Linked DNA regions of Homo sapiens: region 2 is linked to region 1. Evidence: chromatin loops called from intact Hi-C (ENCODE). Cell type or tissue: heart left ventricle. All regions are shown on one strand. Links, peaks and the distances in the headings refer to the core of each region. The heading gives the core; the rest is flanking DNA.

Region 1 (5,385 bases), core at 117-5,116:
GTACGCTTCTGTGCAAAAAAGTAGAAGGTGTACAGCACCCTCTATCGCCAACTGAAATAAACTAAGAATTGACTACGACATAATGTGTAACGAATGGCTGTTTTAGAGCAGTCTTCCTCCTACTAAGGTGTCCTGCTAGGAAACATGATACAAAGGAAGTGTCAATCAATACATATCAGCTTAATTTTTCCATATTTCTTAGTACATTTCAGATTGTAAAATAATAATAATAATAAACATCATTTTCCTATATAAGCCATTTAAATATCCTTTAAAAAATCTATGGGTTGATTTTCTATTTAAGATCTTTTGGGTCAGTTCTAGAATTAAACAGAACTAGGTTAAAGTATACTACTCACTATCTGTGACTATAAGCATGTTGTCTTCCTACCTTAAATCCTCCCTATTAAATCAGGAAGATATTTTCCTCGTAGGTATCATTGTGAAAACTAAACCAGACTATGTATGTAAAGCAGTGAACACTGCCTTTCATATATTATGTACTTCATAACCATCCCTGGCCCTTTTTACTTCCTTTTGTTGATATAGGATTGACTTTGCTTTTTCTTATATTAAATAGCAACATAACTCCTATGCTTTTATGCAAATGGTATATTAATTTCAGGTGTCTCTGTTAGCAGGCATGGGGGAAGAGTATCTTGCCCTCAAATCACACCTAATCCTCCTTATTTTATAAAGACAGTCTCAAACAGCATATTAACTTCCCTCTTAATTAACCTCTTTTATGAGGGTTGAGTATTCCAGACAAGGCATGGGCATATAAGAAAGATTCTCTTCTGAGCTTAATGACTGGTATATGTCTGCATCAGAAACCTGTATTGTCATCTGTATTGTCATGTGTATATGGGCTCTCCATTTGGCCAGGAGGAAATGGTTACATGCTTACAGTAAGCATTGCTCAAATGGAGACGTTTCCCTTATGTGATATAATTCTCTGGTGTCCTGATAGTGTAGTTATAATCCAGCTTGCCCACCCAAGTACCAAAGAGACGATGATGTCCACAAAAATCACTGAAACGGACAGGTGGACAGGAGCGCAATCTTTGAATAATTCCAAAGTCTATGTTCTTTGCTAGCGTCTCTTCTCCAAGTATTTGCTGCTTATTCTCTCTCATTTTTTTTAAGTTATAGACTGTGAGCAGCATAATCATCTAAAAAGACAGTATCTTAGTAACTTAAAGCCAAAGCGTTTCCCACATTAATACATATAAAGTGAAAGCGTTAAGTTTCAAGAGACATTTTCTCTTCCTCCAAAACAATAATGGAAATGGAAATATCCCAAGCCTGTAGTAACTATTCTGTGAACTACAGTACACGATACTTAGCACATCTGGTCTCAATTATCCCGTTCTCTGGTGAATCTTTGGTAAACTAGTTTGGTTCAGGGCTATAGCAGAGATAAGTTTATTTAAGCTAGATTGAGCTCCAAGCAATAGCAGAAATAGTGATTAATGGTGGAAATTTCTAAAAGTGCTGCCACTAGAAGGTAATAAAGACGGGCCTGGGGCTAGGATCTAGTCTGGGCCAGAAGAGTGCACTTCTGTATGGAAGGAGTTGGGCCTCAAATTGACCATGACGATATTCCACCATACTGGACTCACCAGGTTTCCACCATCTGAGCTTCTACAAGCAACAGACAGTCAAAATACATGTGCTTCTTCTACACTGTCTCACTGATATTGGAAAAACATTTCTTGAAATTCTTCATCTTCCCCAGAGTTTAAAGACGATAGCCTATCACTCTCAGAGAGAGGGCCTCCCTTTTTCTGCCTCTTTCCTTGTTTTTCAGGCTTCCTCCAGGGACATGGGCACAAGGCGCATAGAGGGACACAGAAATGAAAGTCCCAGCAACATGTTCAACATGTAGGATGTTTAACTAAAGCAGCACTGTTCTGAAAACCATAACCTGTTATTTTGAATTTTAACAGGGATTCTTGTTCAATTCTCCTTTTATGTGACAGTAAAATTTGTGTGAGTATCGGAGAAAAAGGCAGCAACACCGTGGAAGTGAGGCAAGGCTGGGAGCATGGGACCTGACTGCCATCATGTGGCAGCAGTGGCTGTTGCCACCGGAACAGAACCACACTGAGCGGCAGGGCCAATTCTCAGGCTTTCAGAGAAAATGCCCCAGAGAACAAAAGTCTTTCTAGAATCAACCTCACAAACCTTTCGTCCTTATGCCTCTATGCCTGGGTGAAAGTACAATCTCTTTCTAATACGTCTAAGAAAACAAGATAAGAATGACAGTGAAAGGAGCAAAGAGTAAAAAGTGAAAGCCAAAAAGAAAGGACATGGAAATTTGGGAGGGCAGACACTATTCCAAGGTAGACCCAGGTGATCATCTGCTTCTTGCCAATCTTTTCCACCTCCATGTGATCAAAGGCACCAAGAACCCACACAAGTTTTTCAAATTTGAAGCAGCAAATACCTATCTCTCTACTATCCAAATTAAGTGAGTGACGCAGCTATATGCATCTCTCAAATATTTGTAATAAAAGACGAAATTTCTAAACTATAATTGAATGGCACATGGTACTGGGTATATCTAATATCGAGAGAAGTCACAATGTTTTACTCTTCATTTTGAATATCTAGTTGACTTGTTTTATTGCCTCACATTCCTGTTCAGCTATTCCAAGTCAGAGTGTCACTATTATTTCTTCTGACTAAAGTTAAAAACACAGTCTAAACAGACATGATTATTTATTGCCGTTTTCTGCCTGCTTATCTTCTTTGGGAACCAGGTAGATAATTAAACATTGTGGCTTTAGAGGACTTTCCTGAAAGTTAATCCCAATAAGTAAGAGGTTTTGTTGAGATAAGGGTCAGAGAAGCTGATAATGTCAACAAAAGAGTAAGAACTCTGAGGAGGTAGTAAAGATTAAGTACAGGGCTTCAATCCACCTTTGGAGTATGGTACACAGTGGGTTCAGAGATATACGGCAGCTTTCAAACATAAGCCTAATTTATAAACTAAAAATATCTGCTAGATCTTTGCTACGATAATTCAAAAACAAAAGCCATGAATAAGTGAATTCAGATAAATATTTATATTACCATCCTACTCTTATTTTTTAAATAAAAACAAGTTGAAGTTCCATCCTTGATATAAAAATCCCCCAAAAAAGTACTGCAAACAAATTTGCTACAGAATGACTCTTCCATTCAGTAGACTACCATGCCTATTTTGTGAGTTATAGATCCTCAAAATGAATGTAAATATCATGTCTTTCCAATCAGATTTCACTGGGGAGCAGATGATATGCATTTTGCATGCATTTCCATTAGATTGCTTATGACACCGTAAAAGCCAGATTAATACTTAAACATGGTTATAGATTGTCCATAGAAGAAAGCTCTGCTATATTACTTGGATTCATTTATACACAAAGAAATATAAATATTTGCTGAACAAAAAAGAGAAACTATCAAGCTTTAATTACAAGATCTACTGAGTAGTAATAAAACTTCACTCTGCAACAAACCCTCTGCACTCAAAAACACATTTCAACTTTCTAAGCAGCTTCACCTCCAACTTCCTAGGCAGATAGCCTACTTCCACTTTGGTTTTCTAGGCAGATTAGCAATTCCAACTTTCTGGGCAAATTAGTTCATTTTGGCTCTGAACTACTGAATCAATCTTGTGTTCTGGGTAATAAAATACTCAAGTGGATTTATCCTCTGGCAGTTTTTCCTACTAGCAATTCTAAAGGCTGCAATTCAAGCTGTAGTTTCCTCATTCTGGTTTCTGGGGAAAGCAGAACTGTGTTAGGTAATGTTACCAAAGATACCTGCTCTATGGACAGCTATTGTACAACCGGAAAATGCTGCTTATGTTTCTGCAGCAGTCCACAAGAACCGCACTGGTTCCCACAGTGACAGTGGGGCCAAGGAGAGAAATTTGTTTCCTCTCCCAGTTTCCTTCAGGAATCCCCAAAGAGACATGGAAGTTACATTACTAACAATTCCCTATTCATACTTGGGAGTCAGGGATATAAAACTGTCACACGGTAACAAGGCTCAACAATAGCTAAGAGGAATGGCTTTTTTGCCAATAATAAGAATCAGCCGTTTAATGGCCCAGTTGGAGACAGTCCCAGCCACTGAAGTCACCTTATGGGGAAAAGGCTGCTTTTCCAATATATCTTCCATGGCTGAATGGCTTACAGCCCCAAGTAGGCATCCTTCCAAGTTCAAAATCAAAGTTTATGTTTGTTTACTGTAATAGAAAACTTAAAATCTAATTGCATTAAAAGCCAAGGACATAATATTAAAGGACCTACTCTAAAATTATCATACATGCCAAGATGTTGGAATACAACAGGTATTTAAGGGGAATGCCTTAAAATCACATAAATCAACTCATAAAAGCACTAGAGGAAAGGCTTCCATCTGGCCAAAAGTCTCTTTTGTTATATAAAATCAGATATTTTGTTATAAAAATCAAGAAACAAAAGTCAACATCTTTTGGTATATCAAGTCACAGTGCAGTTTACCTGAAGTCCTGCTTCTATCCAAAGACAGTAACAACAGCTAACACTGACTGAGGACCCTCTATGGCAGGCACTGTCCTAAGCACTGCATGTGTACTATCACCTTTATTTTTTATTTTTTATTTTTTTTTGAGACTGAGTCTTGCTCTGTTGCCCTGGCTGGAGTGCAGTGACGTGATCTCGGCTCACCACAACCTCCGCCTCCCAGGTTCAAGCTATTCTCCTGCCTCAGCCTCCCAAGCAGCTGGGACTACAGGCATGTGCCACCATGCCCAGCTAATTTTTTATTTTTAGTAGAGACGGGGTTTCACTATGTTGATCAGGCTGGTCTTGAACTCCTGACCTTGTGATCCGCCCGCCATGGCCTCCCAAAGTGCTGGGATTACAGGCATGAGCCACCACACCAGGCCCACATTTAATTTTTAAAGCAAACCAGTGAATTAATTACAGAAGTATTATCTGCATTTTTTGGTTAGAAAATGGATACTTAAGATGGTTAAGCAAGTTGCATAACGTCAAACAAAAAGTAAATATCAGTGCTGGAATTTGAACCCAGATAAGTCCGAGACAAAACTTGTGTTCACATAGCTAGATACTAAACCTCTGATTTCAAGGAAGTAAAATTCTCAGTGTCAGATTTTCCTCTGTTGTTAGCTTTCATACAGACAGGGAAAATTGTTTCCTTATGAACTAATAAAACACAGGGCTGGACTGGGTGCGGTGACTCATGCCTATAATCCCAGAACTTTGGGAAGGTGAGGAGGGCAAATCACTTTGAGGCCACGAGTTCGAGACCAGCCTAGCCAACATGACAAAACCCCGTCTCTAGCAAAAATACAAAAAATTAGCCAGGTGTGGTGGTGCATGCCTA
Region 2 (5,385 bases), core at 292-5,291, 1.4 Mb before region 1:
CATTTCTTTGCCCTGGGCTTTTTAAGAAAGTAGGGCAATGAGTCCCTGGTTTCTCATCTCCGTAAGAATGAAAGGATGCTGGAGCCAAGGTCTAGTCTACTGCCAGTTTCTCCAGGAACAATGTGGAGGAAAAGGACCAGTGTAGATCAGAAGTCCATGAGCGGAAACTCAGAATCAAAGCGGTTATTCAATTCTTCTTTTCTTGGAGGAAATCACTGTGTCGCCTGAAGAGAAAAATGCCCTTTGCTCTTGCACTGGGGAGTTCTGTTTAGTGCCTTTCCACACAAAAGGGCTGTACTGGCTGGTACTATAGACTTTTTTTATGAAGATCTTTTTCATAAATCCTTTTGCAGAGTATAGCCAGGTAGCAGTATATGAACATTGGAAGTGAAACAGTTTTCGTCACACAAAATTAACAATAAAAACACATGCAACTCATCATTTATAAAACGATACTTGCAATTTTTCATTATTCTCATTTCTGAGGGCAAATTTTCAGATGAAAACAGAAAGGAATTTTAGAAGTTTTCATTTTTTTTTCCTACATCAGGCTTCCCTATATGTCGTCTGTATAACAAGCACCTTGATCTTTCATTCAGTTATAAGAGGCTCATAAGCGTTGCCTCTGTTTTCTATATATTGGTAGTGTCATTAGAAAACCTGAGGGGGTGGGCCGGGCGCAGTGGCTCACGCCTGTAATCCCAGCACTTTGGGAGGCCGAGGTGGGCAGATCACGAGGTCAGGAGATTGAGACCATCCTGGCTAACACAGTGAAACCCCGTCTCTATTAAAAATACAAAAAATTAGCTGGGTGTGGTGGTGGGCGCCTGTAATCCCAGCTACGCAGGACGCTGAGGCAGGAGAATGACATGAACCCGGGAGGCAGAGCTTGCAGTGAGCCAAGATCGCACCACTGCACTCCAGCCTGGGTGACAGGGAGACTCGTCTCAAAAACAAAATAAAACAACAACAACAACAAAAAAATCTGAGGAGGTGGACACCATTTTTTGGTACTGAACGACGTGATGACCGTTTAAAAAGAAAGGTAGATGTTAAGAAGGCTTCCTTATACAAAAATTCTTGTATATTGTTCCTTCCAATTTTATTTTTGTTTTGATATATAAAATCCTATGTTAAATCTCTCATCCTGAATATCAGATTACTCCAGAAGGAGAAAGTAGCAGTCTAATTATTTTATTTGGTTGCATGGTAGTCTTAGTACAATTAAATCTCCTTTGAAAGTTTCTCAGTTATGTAGTTATGAATAGCACTCCACACCACGGCTGTGGTAGACCTGGAGCGGTATTGGGCCCAGGTCACAGAATGATCACGGAAGGACTTTAGAGATCACCTATTGAGTCCCTGTTTTAGAGAGGAGCAAGCAAAGGCCCAGAGAACTCACTCCATTTGCCGAGGTCCGACAAGTGTGTAGGTGAGCTGGAGCCAGAACCCTGTCTTTCGGTCTTCACTCTAGAGCTCTTTCCAAACAAACATGCTGACCTGGGAGTCTGACAATTGCTGTATGCTGATGTTTCCTATTTGAAGTCCACATGTCTTTGCAGGGGAAGAGAACTGTCTAGTATCATTCGTTAATGCCCACTCTTCATGTTTGCCAAAGACCACCAATACATTGGGCAGTGATTGTGTTACACTGGTTTGTTTATATGTCGGCTTTCAGTGATGCCAGAAAATCAAAAGGAGGTTAAGAAATCCCAGAGGTTCACCCAGGATGGGAGGCTAAACCTTTGTTGTATTATGAGTCTTAATTCAAGATAACATAATCTTTAGCCTAATAAACATTAGGTTGAATTTTGAAAATGTAAACACTAACTGATCTGTAGACTGACGTCTATTTCCTTGGCAATATTGGCCACACCCATTAAATAATAACTTCTCATTCTCCCTTCCCCCAGCCTCTGGCAACCTCTGTTATACTTTCTGTCTCTGAATTTGACTACTTTAGGTGCCTCATATAAGTGGAATCACATGACATTTGTCCTTTTGTGATACGATATTTTCTTTAAAAAGAAAATGAACAGAAACAGTACATGAGAGAAGTCAGGTCTGCAGCCAGTGTGCCTCTTAGTTCCATATTCATACAAGGCCCTCTTGGAAGCTCAGCTTTGGAGTTGGATATTATCTCAGAAGATATGGCAGCTTAGGAATCTGGTACTCTAAAAACAGATTTACAAGCATTAGACTTTTTTGTATATGTGTGTGGTCATTTTAGTCTTCCTGAAAGTGGTTAAGACCAATATTTCTAGGCAGACTATAGTTCACATCATCCAGTTCTGTAAGTCTTGGATTATCGATCTCATTGTCATGGCAAAAAAGGACAGGGATTACTCAACTCATTACTCCTGTGTCCAGACCTCTGAGCCTGGTGTGTGTGTGTGGCTCAGTGCCTTTCCCATAGTGGCCCACATCCCCCCAGGGCCCTGCATGAAGTTCCTGCAAGTCTACCCCCTGCACGTGCAGAGCAAAAAGAGCTTCCTATGGGAGCTGTTCTCCAGAAAAGACAGAAACCCGGGCCCTAGAGAACCAGAAGATTTAAATTCCAGTTTCAGCTCTGCCATTGACTAATTAGGCAACTGTAGGCAGTTCACTTTGCTCCTTTGGACCAGAGATTTCTCATCTACAAAATGAAAAACTTGGATTTAATTATCTCTGAAGTCACTTCAAGCAGAAATGTAACAATTCTTTGATTTATTAAAAAAAATAACATCAATGATAATGACCAACAGCTAACACTTATTACAAGGCTCCAGGCACTTTCGAAGTCCTTAATATTTAATGTTCACTACTACCTTAGGATATAAGTACTGTGATGCAGAGTCCTGGACACAGAGAAGTCAGCAACTTGCCTGAGGACAGCCTGCAGGACACAGCACTGTGATTTGAACCCAGAGAGTCTGACTTCAGCCCCCAGCGCTCAACTACTATTAATTGAAAGGGCATTGAAGAGACATGATGTCACAATAAAAAGAAAAAAAGAAAAGAAAGCATGTCTTCGACTTTCTAGTCGTCGTGCTTTGTATGGATTCTTCTTTCAACCTTGACGAAAGGGTATAATTAATCTGTAATTAAAGTCATGATAGTTTCTTAATACGAGGAAATGTTGTCATTGCGGTTCTCTGAACACAAGAGGGCGCTGTGGCAAAGCTTACCGTCTGCTCATCCTCTGCCGCAGGAGGGTACAACTTCGTGGGACAAACTTCAAAAGAAAGATGCCATTTCTAAGACCTCATTTATCACCTCGGGATAGCCAGTCTTCATGCCTTTAAAATACAGAATAAAAATAACACATAAATCAACACAATTACATTCCTTCTTGATAGCATCACCAGTCTTCTTGAGGCCTGGCGTCAAACCTCTGCTTCAGTGTTACGTTATGGGGTGCGCATGCCTCCTTAATACCCACCTTGCTGGTATTCTCCAGATGGCTGTCTTCTTAGCAGTAGATGGAATTAAGCACCATAATGAGGGATATTTTATTTAAATCTGCTTTAAAAAAATCTTCCATGACTTATTCACATGTCTGGTTAGCTATCACACTGCCATTCCATGTGATCGGAAATGAGAAAGATTTAAAGAAAGTAATTGTTTAGCATGCAACGGATGTACCTCTTTTGCTTCAGATGAGAATAGGCAGCATAGAAGAACTGGGGCTGATTCGTGGAAGGTTTCCCGTAGCTAGACCCTGGAGGCTGTAAAAAGTGGTTTGGAACTGTGTTTAAAAAATAATAATAATAGAGGGAATAGTGAGGTACCCAGGAGGAGCAGAGAGCGCCTGTTCCAGCCATGGGAGCATCCCCATCAGATACATAGATGCTCTTAATTAATTAGGCTGCTAGTAAACCCTCCTGAGTGTGCAAGACAGGAGGAATTCATTTTCAAGCTTTAAAAAAAAAGATGAGTCTTGGGCACACAGCCCTGTGGCCCATTTGTTATTGTCGTGTTACCCATAAGTCAGCAGTTTTCCTCTCCTGTTGTTGATAGATCTTCCCATACAGTTAGATTTGTTTAGAAAGAAAAGTTTTAAGTCCTTGCAAATGATTACAAACTGAAGAACTGGAAACCCTGGTTAGGAAACAGTTGGAGCACTATGTATGGCTTAATGAAAGGACACAGTCTTTTTAATCCACCAAGCCTGAATCATCAGCTTGGTTAAGACTATCTGTAGAAGGTGAGCAGAGCACTTCAAACCTGGCTATTCGCAAGGGAGAGAAAAAAGCTGCCACTGTCCCCTTAGCATTCCTCTGCTAATCTTCCATTTGTATTGCAATAAGTGTGCTTTGGCATTGAGTGTGTTTTAAAGCTCCTGCTTAGCTGGCTGGGGGACAAGAAAAAACAAAACCTCAAGGACACTCCCACTCAGAGGCATAAAAAAATAAACAGTTGTTTCTGCTTTTGAGAAGAAGTCACATGCATGTGGCTGGCATTCTCAGGTGGGCAAAGGAGAGTGCTCGGTAGCACCTGCCCCAAACCCTCCGTTCTCCCCTTTTTAGGTCAGAAGAGATTCTGCTTTCCTATCTTGTCTCCAGTTTTCACTCTTAGTCCGTATTTTCCCTCCCCTTTTCCACTCTGTCCTTAACTCCTCTTTCCCTCTTTCATCGTTTTCCTTTATTTTTCATCTCTTTCTTTATTCCTTCTCAAGGGTTTGCCGGTGGTTTTGCTAGGCAATACTGAGCTTCAAGGCCATTGTCATGGAAGTTTCCAGTCCTGGGATGTGCTTAGACCAGCCTTTAACTATGCATCCTCAAAACAGCTGGCAGCCTAATCAAACCTTATTTTTTTTCTCTTTGTGAGAGAGGTGAAGAAGATGATAACATGAAATGAAATCTAGGGCCTTTAGAAAGAGTCAGCAAACCAGGCGCAGTGGCTCACATCCATAATCCCAACACTTTGGGAGGCTGACGTGGGGATCACTTGAGGCTAGGAGTTCAAGACCAGGCTGGGCAACATAGCAAGACCCCATCTCTTATATATATATATATATATATATATATATATATATATATATATTTAGCTGGGCATGATGGTAAGCAACCATAGTCCTGGTCACTCAGGAGGCTAAGGCAGGCGGATTGCTCAAGCTCAGGAGTTTGAGGCTTCAGTGTGCTGTCATTGTGCCACTGCACTCCAGCTTGTGTGACAGAGTAAGACCCTGTCTCTAAAAAGGAAAAAAAAAAAAAAAGAGTTACCGGTTATACATTTTTGAGAGGAGCAATGGGGAAATGCAATCATGGGGTAATAATAATCAGGACAAGAGCAGGGGTATGTACTGTCCCCCACCCTGCTGCCCTAAATGCGAGGAAGAAGCCACGTTGCTGGACCCATAATGAGAAGCTTCAGAAGGTTGATAGAGAGTGCTGATCTTGAAGA

Evidence for each region. Peaks named below come from ENCODE experiments on the same cell type or tissue, not always from the same donor. Only the 100,000 strongest peaks of a DNase experiment are listed, where the experiment ranks them.
Region 2: a loop joins it to region 1, with 8 times the contacts of the local background. A loop is called at or near these places in 28 of 110 quality-filtered maps.

Annotation. Positions count from the first base shown.
Region 1 is chr1:233,239,205-233,244,589 of GRCh38, forward strand. All of the region lies in intron 8 of PCNX2 (pecanex 2), which reads right to left. Among named protein-coding and RNA genes, the nearest start is that of PCNX2, 54 kb to the right of the region's middle. RefSeq lists a silencer at 3,719-4,013. In heart left ventricle, for the core only: CTCF peaks have their summits at 2,067 (motif pointing left) and 2,266; a DNase peak (open chromatin) is centred at 2,057; H3K4me3 peaks cover 271 bases.
Region 2 is chr1:231,863,711-231,869,095 of GRCh38, forward strand. The region is part of intron 9 of DISC1 (DISC1 scaffold protein); the gene reads left to right. All of the region lies in intron 12 of TSNAX-DISC1 (TSNAX-DISC1 readthrough (NMD candidate)), which reads left to right. Among named protein-coding and RNA genes, the nearest start is that of DISC2, 48 kb to the left of the region's middle. In heart left ventricle, for the core only: a CTCF peak has its summit at 3,136 (motif pointing right); a DNase peak (open chromatin) is centred at 3,171.